Linked DNA regions of Mus musculus: region 1 is linked to region 2. A link is a contact called in ENCODE Hi-C or POLR2A ChIA-PET data. All regions are on one chromosome and are shown on one strand. Each heading gives the region's core, a stretch centred on a gene start or an enhancer-like site at or near the end of the contact. The rest is flanking DNA. Distances are from core to core; before and after follow the strand shown. Region 1 holds the start of Coq4 (coenzyme Q4). Region 2 holds the start of Urm1 (ubiquitin related modifier 1).

Region 1 (5,953 bases), core at 175-2,674, 40 kb before region 2:
TTTTGTACTCCAGCCTTTTTTTTTTTTTTTTCCTTCGAGACAGGGTTTCTCTGTATAGCCCTGGCTGTCCTGGAACTCACTTTGTAGACCAGACTGGCCTCAAACTCAGAAATCCGCCTGCCTCTGCCTCCCAAGAGCTGGGATTAAAGGCGTGCACCACAACCATGTGGCTGCACTCCAGTCTTGACTAAAATACAAGAAGGTTCTCTCCTTTCCTACAGTCTAGAGATGCTTTGCATTACAATAGCAAAGAGGAGCAGAGCCAAGGAAAACACAAGGCTGTAGGCAGAAGCTGTTTAAAATCTTCCCTCTCTAGGGAAGTTTGCCAAACCCTGGGCTAGAAATCTAACTCAGGCCAGGGATTTCCTCTAACATCACGGCCAGGGTCCTGTCTGACTCTGCCTTACCAAGTCTGTGGGTGGTGAGGGAGGGTACATTGGTGGCTCTGAGAGTCAACTTCTTCTCTTCACTGCCTTCCACAGGGCCTAGCAAGAAGCGAACACGCTGATCAGGAGCAGGAGGCTGCTGGGCATTGAGACCTAAGCACAAAAGAACACAGTCAGTACTTTTCCAACCCGCAAGAGAAGGGGTAGAGAGATGGTAGCATAGAAGATGGATTTGTGTATCGTAGAAAACGTACTATGACTCCTTCAGAAGCCAGGTATCATTAATTCCAGCACTGGGGAGGCAAGAGGCGGGCCTATCTCTGAATTCAAGGCCTGACTGATCTACAGAGTTATTTCCAGGGCAGCCAGGGGTATACAGAGAAACCATTCTCTAAAAAGTGAAGAACAAACAAACAAAACAAAAATCCTAGGTTGGAAGTGTAGCTCAATTCATGGAGTGTTTGCACAATACGCAAGACGCCCCGGGTTCCATCCCCAGCACCCTAATGGGAGGTGGTACTACACAGATGTAGTCTAAGACCTTGGGTAGTGAAGGCAGGACAGTCAAAAGTTCAAGGTTATCTTCATCTTACATAGCAAATTTGAGGCTACATGACAGTTTTTAAGAAAATAAAAGAAAGGAAAAAAAGGCAAAGAAAAAAATTGGTGTTTGAGGGTCGGGGTGGTGGTCACGCTTGTGATCCCAGCATCTGGCAGGTGGAGTCAGGAGAGTCAGAATTCTCAGTGCCTCACTGATTTCAAGGTCGGATTAATTAGAAAAGACCCTGTCTCAAAAGGCAAAAAAAAAAAAAAAAAAAAAAAAAGTTCAAATTCTAACTCTGTAACAGAAACCGCGAAAAAAAACCCAACACTATAGAATGAATTTCTCTAAAGGAAAATAGCGGAGAGTGGGTAGTAACGAAATGTGTACAAGAGAAAAAAAACAAACAAACAAGAAACAGCTACAACCCGGCAAACGAACCACGTGACCTCACTCCACATCAGAAAGAACTAAAGCAAAACCGTGGGTCCGCGTCGGAGTTCTCACCTTTAAGCAGTTGCAACTCCACGGTCTCACGCAAGTGCAGCCACTTCAGCCCCGGAGGTTTATAGACAGCGAAGAGCCCCTGCAGCCGAGCTAGGCCAGAAGAACCCATGGCTGGAACTCAGCGGTTCAACATCATCCAGAAGCGGGGATGCGGGCGGAAGTGCTGCGTGGTCCTTTCCCAAATGTGGTCCCTACTGTAGGTAGCCGCCTTGTTTCCTTGGCAGGAAGAGGTTCTTTTCTTATTGCCCTCCGGGGGGGAAATAAGAGATGGAGAAGAAAATAGGGCCGGATATCGAGCAACCGAATTCTCGGTTATGTTATTTTTGAATTCTTTTCAGGAGTTTTTTGTTTGTTTGTTTCTCATATATCCCAGGCTGCCCTCAAACTTGCTAAGTTGCCGAGAATTCATTACTTTTCTGTCTCCACTTTTCCAAGATCTGGAGTGACGAGTAATTCACATCAGGCTTGGTTTTTGAGACAAGGTCTCTAGTACTGCCTTCGTACTTAAGAAATAGCCAAGAAGGATCTCGAACTGATCCTACGGCCTCCAGGTTTCAAATGCTGGGTTGACAGGCCTACGTTATAAATAACGCCTGGCTCACAGCAGTTGTTTTACTTCAGTGGCAAACAGATCTTGTGGCTTTCCTTCTCATGCTCCTGTCCATATTACAACATCTCCGATCAAAAAGCCACAGTGAGTGCAGTGTCCCAGGAGTCTTTTGACTTCTCGGGCCTCCGTAGTACCTGCGGAGCCCCGCCTAACCACGCGGACGTCCGCTGCCATGGCGACCCTGCTGCTGCTTCGCTCCCTGCGCCTCCACCGCAGTCTTCGGCCCCGTACGCGGCCAGCTGTAGGTGAGCAGCTCTGATTCCAGTGTCCGCGGCGACCAGAGGGACCGGACTCCTCTCACCTTTACCTCTTTTCTGCTCGCAGATGTACCCCTCAGGGCCGGGAGCCATGGCGCCCGCCTGCTGTACCCGGACCACATCCCAACCACCCCGCTGCAAAAGATGCTGCTGGCTGCGGGCGCGGCGGGAATGGCTCTCTACAACCCCTATCGCCACGGTAAGACGGTTTACTCTTCGGTCTCGAAAGCTGGGACCGGTGAAGACTTGGTTTGTGGGCATCCAAACCTGGCTGCGCCTATCATATTTCCCAGGATCGTTTATGATAATCAGGTGCCTGATTCTAGCTAGAACTGTTTTGGGTCTTCTGGGCACAGGGAGGAGAGGAAGAAAGAAACGTGAAGTCTACAAGTCTGCCTTTTTGTAATTCTTGGAAGAGTGTCACCCTAGCATATTAATCTCTGGGCTGAATGACCAGGTACACACCAAATTACAGCATTCTCACTGGGTAGTAAGTAAACTTGGTAAGGGCCATGATCTTCAGGATTTTCTTTGCTGAAACAGTTCAAGATCAGCTTCTTTTTGTTTGTTTGGCTTTGGTTTTTTCAAGACAGGGTTTCTCTGTGTAGCCCTGGCTGTCCTGGAACTCATTCTGTAAACCAGGCTGACCTCGAACTCAGAAATCCGCCTGCCTCTGCCTCCCAAGTGCTGGGATTAAAGGCATGCGCCACCACTGCCTGGCAAGATCAGCTTCTTTTTCCATACATACCCAGTCTTTGCTCAAAGAAAGAAAAGATGGGAGGAAGTAAAAGAAGAGACATGTGGCATGGTTTATATAGGATCTGGTGACTGTACCTGCACTCAACTCTAGCGCCATTTTTTAAAAATTGTTTTGTTGAGGCAAGGTCTCTTATAGACTGGGCTGTCCCCTAACTCCATAGATAGCCAAGGATGACTTTGAATTCCTGATCACCCTGCCTCCCTACCTCCTGAATGCTGGGACTACAGGTGTGTGCTACCCTCATACCCAGTTTATATGATGCTGGGAACCAAACTCAGGGCTTTGGGTGTGCTAAGCAAGCACTGTGTCAGCCTAGTTACTGCCATTCATCACCATTTAATCTCAAGGCCGGTGGAAACAAGACACTCTGTCTTGATAATGGTCTATGAAAGTGGTTCCTGCTGTTGATGAAAGCCTCCATATTCCTATAGGTTTGTAATGTTAAGGATAGTAGCTAGCCGGGTGTGGTGGCATACGCCTTTAATCCCAGCACTCGGGAGGCAGAGGCAGGTGGATTTCTGAGATCGAGGACAGCCTGGTCTACAAAGTGAGTTCCAGGACAGCCAGGGCTATACAGAGAAACCTAACTGTCCTAGTGGTACACGCCTTTAATATAGCACTTGGAAAGCAGAGGCAGAAAGATCTCTGAGTTTGAGGCCAGCCTGGTCTGCATAATGAGTTCCAGGCCAGCCTGTACTACAAAAAGAAACTGTCTCAAAAACAAACAAACAAAAGAATCCATTCTCTGTCTTTTCCCATCTCTGTCCTTTCAGACATGGTTGCAGTTCTAGGGGAGACCACAGGATGCCACACCCTGAAATTCCTCAGGGACCAGATGAAGAAGGATCCAGAGGGTGCCCAGATTCTACAGTAGGTCCCAACTTTGCTTTTGGCAGGGGTGTGTCTGTCCTCATCCTGTTAGGAGCCCTTCAGAGGACCATGGGTGGATATATTGCCTGGGACACTGCTCAAAGCCAGGAGCACGCATATATGTATGTGGGATTATACAATATGTCATCTTAGTCCTGTGTAAACCACAAGACTCTGCTTGCATTAAGCTGGCTGTACTTCTCCAGCTGTGCTGTATCTATCCCTTCCCTGGCATCTGTGGCCCTTCTCTCTGACTAGATTGTGTCTTTGAAGGCACCAGCTCAGCCCTGGGTTGGGATCGTCTCCATAGTCCCTAATACTGCAGTGTTCTCTTAGGGCTTGTGGCTACATAGATGTCCTGTGGCTACCTAGGCCCACTTCAGCTTCCTTTATGTGACCCTTTCACTTGCCTTGGCTGACACACACCCAGGCTTACCTTCTATATTCTGTCTTTCAGAGAGCGTCCCAGGATCTCCCTGTCTACCCTCGACCTGAGCAAGCTTCAGAGCCTGCCTGAAGGCTCACTGGGCCGTGAGTATCTTCGCTTCCTGGATGTGAATGTGAGTTTCCGGGCTCTGTGTATCCAGCAGTTACCAGTAAGGGTGGAGGGTTGCATGGGAAGAGATAGCCTAGAGCGGGAGGATGCCTAAGATGCCAACTAAGGCAGGAGTGCTTCTCAGTCTGTGACATTTTTCTATGTGATGGGTAAATGGTCTGGTAATGCCATCCCAAATACTGGAGGTTACTAGCCTCCTGTTGCATGCCAGCTCACAGGCTGGTACATGACCTGGCTAGATCCTGCCAGTGACCTTTCTTGTAAGTTCTGTTGTTATCTTCTTACAAGACATGAGGACTCAGGCACAGAGCAAGCAGTGAAACAACATAACTTCACAGCTAGTCCAGCCCTGGGCAGAGGGAACCAGCATCCTGGGATCCACTGTGCTCTGGCCAGAGTAGGACTCTCCAGCACCAGGCAAGACAGATGGTGGGAGGTGGGGATTCCCAAAACTCAACATCACTCCGTGTGCTACAGTGTAGCAAGTCAGGTCCCTGCCCCGACCCCCCTCCAGCTTGTGCTCTTATTAGAGAGGCAGTTAATAAAGTAGTTTAAAAAATTGAAATGAGAATGTAGTGGTCTGAGGAGATAGCTCAGTTGGTCAAGTTCATGTAGAAAGGCCTGGGTTCAGTCCTCAGCGTGAACCTGCTGTAGAATAGAGGAAGGGGAATCAGAAGCCCAGGGCCAGCCTAACCCACACAGTGAGGTTTTGGCCAGCCTGGGTTACACAAGACCCTGTCCCTCCTGCTTTTTGAGGTAAAATATTTCTTGAGTACTTAGAACGCACAAAGCATCATGCTCAGCCGTGGGACACAGTGAACTGAAGGAGCCAGACATCTGTTACTTGGGAGCCCACAGCCTAGCAGGCGGCCATGCTGAAGGGAACAAGACAATGGGACAGAGGATGTCTCTGGATGGAGTAGGGATAGCTACTGCTGGTTCAGTGGTCAGGAGAGACCTTTCCAAGAAGACTTGGAAGATGGGATGTTGTCAGCTTTGTAGAGCTCCGGGGAGGAGCACTATGAGCAGAATCAACCAGCTCAAAGAAGCAGGATGGCGCAGGGCTGGGAGGACAGCTCCACAGGGTTAGTGCTTGCTGCTTAAACATGGGGGCCTGAGTTTGTAAAAGCAGACCTGGCAGTTCACACCTGCAACCCTAGCAATGTGGAGGGAGGGGCGGCTGATTCCAGGAGGTCACTGTCCAGCCACCTGACCTGTATCAGTGAGCCCATGGTGCAGTTAGAGATGTGTCTCAGAAACTAAGAAGACACTCAACACCAACCTCTGGCCACCGCACACGTCATACATGTGCATACGAGAGTATATGCCACACGTGTATCAAGAGAGAAAAAGAAAGCCAATTCAGTTGCTACGATCCAGTTGCTCCTACCAGCCTGGCTGCAGCAGGAAGGCTGCCTCTGAGCTCAAGATCGTCCCTGGGTATGGAGGGAGCGACCACACCTACT
Region 2 (5,510 bases), core at 1,253-3,752:
TGAACTCAGGGCCTCTGGAAGAGCAGCCAGTGTGCTTAACTGCTGAGCCATCTCTCCAGCCTGAGATATGTTATTATTTTTTTTATAGATTTATTTATTTATTTTATGTATATGAGTACACCATTGCTCTCTTCAGACACACCAGAAGAGGGCAGCAGATCTCATTACAGATGGTTGTGAGCCACCATGTGGTTGCTGGGAATTGAACTCAGGACCTTTGGCAGAGCAGTCAGTGCTCTTAACTGCTGAGCCATCTCTCCAGCCTGAGACATGTTATTTTTAAAACAAGGTTTCTCTACATAGCCCTGGCCTTCAACACAGAGACAAGTCTGCTTCTGCTTGCTGAGTGCTGGCATGAAGGCCTTTGCCATCATGCCTTTCCTTCCCTTTTCTAGGCAGTATCTCCTCCCTAATTGAGGGTTACCGTGCACTTCTACTTCTGCATGCTTGGATCACAGGTAGACAACAGCATAGCCACTGATTTCTGCATCGCTGGAGTCCAACCCCAGGGCGTTGTGTATTCTAGGCAGGTAATTTGCCAACTCCTACACCCCCCCCCCCCCAAAAAATGCATTTAGAACAGTTCCATCCCTCCTCCTCAGGGCTTCAATAGCCTTCCTTCTCTCCCAGACTTTACAAGACATAGCTTGGCTCTGCCTACTTTTTTGTTTTGTTTTGCTTTTTCAAAACAGGGTTTCTCTGTGTAGCCCTGGCTGTCCTGGAACTCAAGAGACCTGCCTGCCTCTGCCTCCTGAGCTGGGATTAAAGGTGTGTCCCGCCACGGCCTGGCCTCCTGCCTACATTTTTAGCCTTACCATTGGCCAAGCTCTCTGCTCTCCAATTTGCTCCCTCGATATTCCAGTTAGTTTGCAACTTATGTTCTCCTCATAACTACCTGGCTAACTCTAATAAAAATTTAGAGCCCAGACAGTCCACTTTGGTATTTCTCATATGTATACCACCTGGTACTGTGACCAAACCCAGACCCTTGAGCAGGTGCAAGCACTGTACCATTGGGCTACATCTCCAGTTGACATTTTTCTTATCTTTTTTTTTCTTCATGTTTGTGGATGTGGGTGTATTCCTAAATCATCATTCTCCAATATATATATGATTTATATTTTTCAGTGTACTGTTTTTGTTTTTTGTTTGTTTTTCTAGACAGGGTTTCTCTGTGTAACCCTGGCTGTCCTGGAACTCACTTTGTAGACTAGGCTGGCCTCGAACTCAGAAATCCATCTGCCTCTGCCTCCCAAGTGCTGGGATTTAAGGCATGTGCCACCACCATCCGGTTCAGTGTACTGGTTTTTGCCTGAATATATGTAACTGGAACTGGAGTTAAAGTTGAGGACTGCCATGTGGGTGCTGGGAACCAACCCTGGGTTCTCTAGAATAGTAGCTAGTGCTATTAACCTCTGGGCCATCTCTGTAGTCCACTATTTTATGTATTGAGGCAGGGTCTTTCTGGAACTCAGAGCTTGCTCATTGGCTAGTGTAGGTTGCCAGCTTGCCCTGAGGAAGCCATCGTCACCTCCCTAGCTCTGGTATTGCCATGCTAACCATCATTTCACTTGGGTTGGGGATCTTATCTTTGATCTTTACACTTGCCCAGCAAGTACTTTATCAGATGAGCCATCTCCACAGCCCTAGCGTTTTTTTCACAAATCTCTATAATTCTAATTTTCTAACATCGGAAAATTTATTTCAGTTTAGGATTTCACATTTATTAGCATGGTTTGTACATTTGATTACGGCTGTCTCCCCGTCTCCCTGCTACACGGAGAGACCTAGAGACAAGAACTTCAGTTACAGCCGTTATTACTGACTCTCCACAGGACCAATCTGCCAGACACATTGTTAACTCAGTAACCGTGGAGTAGAAGACATACAATTCATCATCTGACACAGATGTTTGCATAGTAAGATGGCAGCTCCGGAGAGAGACAACAGGGTCAGAAACAAGAATTTGGAGTTACCTCGTTTTACTCCCTTAAGCGATGTTAGCTGGGTTGACAGGGTTCTTGTTTGTGGGTTCTTTGTTGTTTTTGGTTTTGTTTTGTTTTTGAACCCTGGGTGTCCTGTAATTCCCTACGTAGATCAGGCTGGCCTGGCACTCACATAATCCACCGTCTCTGCCTTTCTGAGGGCTAGGATTAACGGCGTGTGCCACCATGCGTGGCTTAAAAACAGATTTGTAGCCAATGAAAGATCAACAGTACGTGGCTCACAATCATGTCATCGGATGCTGATGAATTTCCCCTTAGACGTCTTTCTTCAGGAAGTCCCTTCCTGCTCGGTTTTTTTTTTTTTTTTTTTGGCCAGGTCCGCAAATAATGTAGACAATCAATTCCGCAGCCCACTGAGCGGGTGCCTTCGTCCAATAGCTGAGCAGTAACGAACGGATTTCGCCCCACCCCGTACCGCCTCTTCCGTTTACGCTTCCTGGTGGCGACCGGAAATAAACGGGCGCTCCGGAAGTTAAAGGGCGTGTCCTGCTAGTTTGGTTTCCTAAACATGGCGGCGCCCTTATGTGTGAAGGTGGAGTTCGGGTGAGTGAGATCTGGGGCGCCTTGGGGATGGAGCGAAGCCATAAGGCTCGGAATTCCGGACCTCTCTTGGCCTGCCGAGGCTGTGTCGCCCTCCGAGAGCCGGGATAATCCCCTGGCCTCTGACTGACGCGGTCTCTGTGGGTGACGAGGCCGTGAGTCCGAGAGTTGAGGCGCACACACGGGTAGGGAGATGCGTTTGGAATCCTTCGCCTTGCTCTGTATCATGTAGGACTGGGAGGCATTGACAGTGAGCAGGCGGTCTTCCGGCATGTTTCACCCGTGCCATTCCGAGCCCGACTCGCCTTGTCTGGTTTTTGAGCTTCTAAGGGGAGCGCACGAGTAGAGACGAACCCTGCTGAATAATCTCAGTTCTGTCTTCCCGCCTAGTGCCTTCCTAGGGGAAGTCTTGGCCAAGACAGGACCTTCCTCTTTCTCAAACCTTGTGTGTGTGTGTGTGTGTGTGTGTGTTTTCGAGACAGGGGTCCTCTCTGTTTGGCTGTCCTGGAACTCACTCTGTAGATCAGGCTGACCTCGAACACAGAAATCCGCCTGTCTCTGCCTCCCAAGTCCTGGGATTAAAGGCGTGGGCCACCACCGCCCGGCATACCTTGGAGTTTTAATTAGATTTTAATCTTTTGCAAAGTAGTTTGGTAAGTGTCTTCTGCAGAGTCCAGAGGAGCTACCGGGGTAAATAAGCTGCCACGGAGGGAGTGACTAACATTGGTAGTATATTATCCTTACTGTGAAAAGGTTCAGAATCCGGGTACACATCACTACTTGAAGGAACACGGGGAAAAGTGAAGATTGTCTCAAATCACCATTGTGTTCTTCCAACACACAGAATGCTTGTCATGGTTTCAAAACCTGCAGAAGACAGACTTCTTCGGAAGCTGAGAACAAAGAACTGAGGCTTCTAGAGATGGGTGGTTGGTTTCTAGAATCTTATGGAAAAGCTAGGGGTGTGTGTGTGTTTGTGTGTGTGTGTGTAGATGAAGAAGCCAAGGTTGAAGTGAAGGGAAACTCAAGGGTAGAGAGAGATGTAAAATTCCTTCCAAATGCCTTTCTTCGCCTTGGATGCCCCCCATTCCTTTCATGTTGTCCCTTCACTAGGCAGTTCATTCACCAGTCATTTATTGAGTGCCTACCATGTGCCAGGCAGTGAGCCAGACACCAAGGATACAAAGATAAATAGCACTCTGTCTAGTCCCTGCAGTGTTCAGCATTTCTGTCCCTTGGAAGGGAGTAGTCTCATGAATGTTAAGTGCAGTTTAATTGATGATATTGTCTTGCTGCTTGGATCCAATTAGGTTGGTCTGGCTTCCTGACTGCTTTACCTCTTCGAACCTTAGCCCAGCTAACACGGTATCCTCCCACCTCCCAAACTGGGCTATGAGGGGACTTCCTGATGCCTTGACCAGCTTCAGCAGAACTGAGAAGGAAGAAGTTACAGGCTCTCAGTGTTAATGTCTGTTGGTAGCCAACTTGCCTTTCATTCTCACTGAGACGTGGTATTTACTCAGCAGAGATGTGATCTTTCTGCCAGATACTGTGCTGGCAACAGTAAGGACGTCATCAAGTAAACCAGACCCTTGCCCTCAGAGTTTACAGACCCATACAGTTACTTTTTTTCTAGCCTCTACCTTCTTTGCCTCTCAGAGCAGCCGGACAGGACAACATTCTTTACCCACCTGTGCATCTCCTTCCACACCTCCCCAGATATGTGACCCATCAGAATTGCAGCTTCTTGGGGCATGGTGGCTCATGTCTGTTATCCCAGCATTTGGAATGCAGGAGCAGTTGGATCTTTGTAATTTTGAAGCTAGGCTGGGTACATAGGAAAAACTTTCCATAAATAAATAATAATAATAATAAATAATAATAATAAATAAATGTGCTTACCAAACCCAGAAATCCCTCTGTCCTCCTATTTTGATGTTGTTTGGAGACAGGAGCTCATGATACAGCTCAGACTCACCTCGAGCTTTCTATGTTAGCTGAAGCTGGCCTTGAACTCTTGGTCCTCCTGCTTCCTGAGTACTGAGATTACAGGTGTGTGCCACCCTGCCAGTCATCTGACATGTTTTTACCTCCGACCTTTGATTAATTGTGTCATTTGACAGAGAGGCTTCACCTTTTACTATGAAGCTGAGAGGATTTCAAAAGATATGTAATGCCATCATTCTCTCCTCACTGGTCCTAGAAGTCTAGAAACTATTGTCTCTAAGCACTGGGTAGATGGGATCCTCTTGGTGCCACCAGCTCTGTTAGGTCCTTTAGAAGGCTTCTCATCTTTTCCTTGTTAGGACTAATTCTATCACCTTTTGACATGCCTCCTGAACTGCTGCTATCAGAAGTGGTTTTGTGGGGAGGTGGTTGGATTCTGGAAAGCTTTGACAATAGAGCTATCAGTATTTTCTGGTTGAATGATTTTGAGAGAAAAAATACGATTAAAGATGACTTTTATTGCGTCTAACCCTACCCCCTCCCCCCAAAAATAGTGGTTTTGTTTTGTTTGTTTGATTTTCGAGACAGGGTTTCCCTGGCTGTCTTGGAACTCAGAGATCCACCTGCCTCTGCCTTCCTAGCACTGGGATTAAAGGTATGCCCCACAAAGTCAGGCTTCTTTTGTTTTTTTGAGACATGGTATCCAAGATGGCTAATATCTCAAATTGAGTAGGTAGCGGAGGATCTCTCCTTCTCTCCAGGGCTGGGATTACAGGCATGTACTTCATGCCCAGTCTGCAGTGCTGGTAATGGAATCCAGACTTCCTGAAGTCACAGCAAACACTCTACTGTGCGACACTTCCCAGCTCTACCAGAGCATACTATGAGAATAAGAATTGGAAGTATAGTACAGGCATGTTTGGGGTTCATCGTTTCAAGATTGTAATGACTTAGATGTGAGATTCCCATGCTGTGAGTTTGGGGAGGGAGGGAGGCTGGACACATGATTGAGATCAG

Evidence for each region. A loop is a pair of places that touch in the nucleus more often than their neighbours do. ChIA-PET counts read pairs that join two places held with the same protein, here RNA polymerase II (POLR2A).
Region 1: a loop to region 2 is called in a map of heart, with 4 times the contacts of the local background. The contact joins the promoter of Coq4 here to the promoter of Urm1 in region 2. A Hi-C loop is called at or near these places in 1 of 37 maps with a recorded cell type or tissue (heart). POLR2A ChIA-PET finds 5 or more read pairs at or near these places in 3 of 5 experiments (Patski and embryonic stem cell).

What each region holds. Positions count from the first base shown.
Region 1 is chr2:29,786,069-29,792,021 of GRCm38, forward strand. Coq4 (coenzyme Q4) reads left to right here and starts at 1,425. Exons shown (of 7, transcript NM_178693.5): 1 at 1,425-2,289; 2 at 2,369-2,500; 3 at 3,835-3,931; 4 at 4,389-4,491. The coding sequence starts at 2,217. It overlaps Trub2 (TruB pseudouridine (psi) synthase family member 2), which reads right to left and starts at 1,603. Exons shown (of 8, transcript NM_145520.5): 1 at 1,435-1,603; 2 at 408-539. The coding sequence starts at 1,543.
Region 2 is chr2:29,824,887-29,830,396 of GRCm38, forward strand. It overlaps Urm1 (ubiquitin related modifier 1), which reads left to right and starts at 2,503. Exons shown (of 5, transcript NM_026615.4): 1 at 2,503-2,549. The coding sequence starts at 2,515.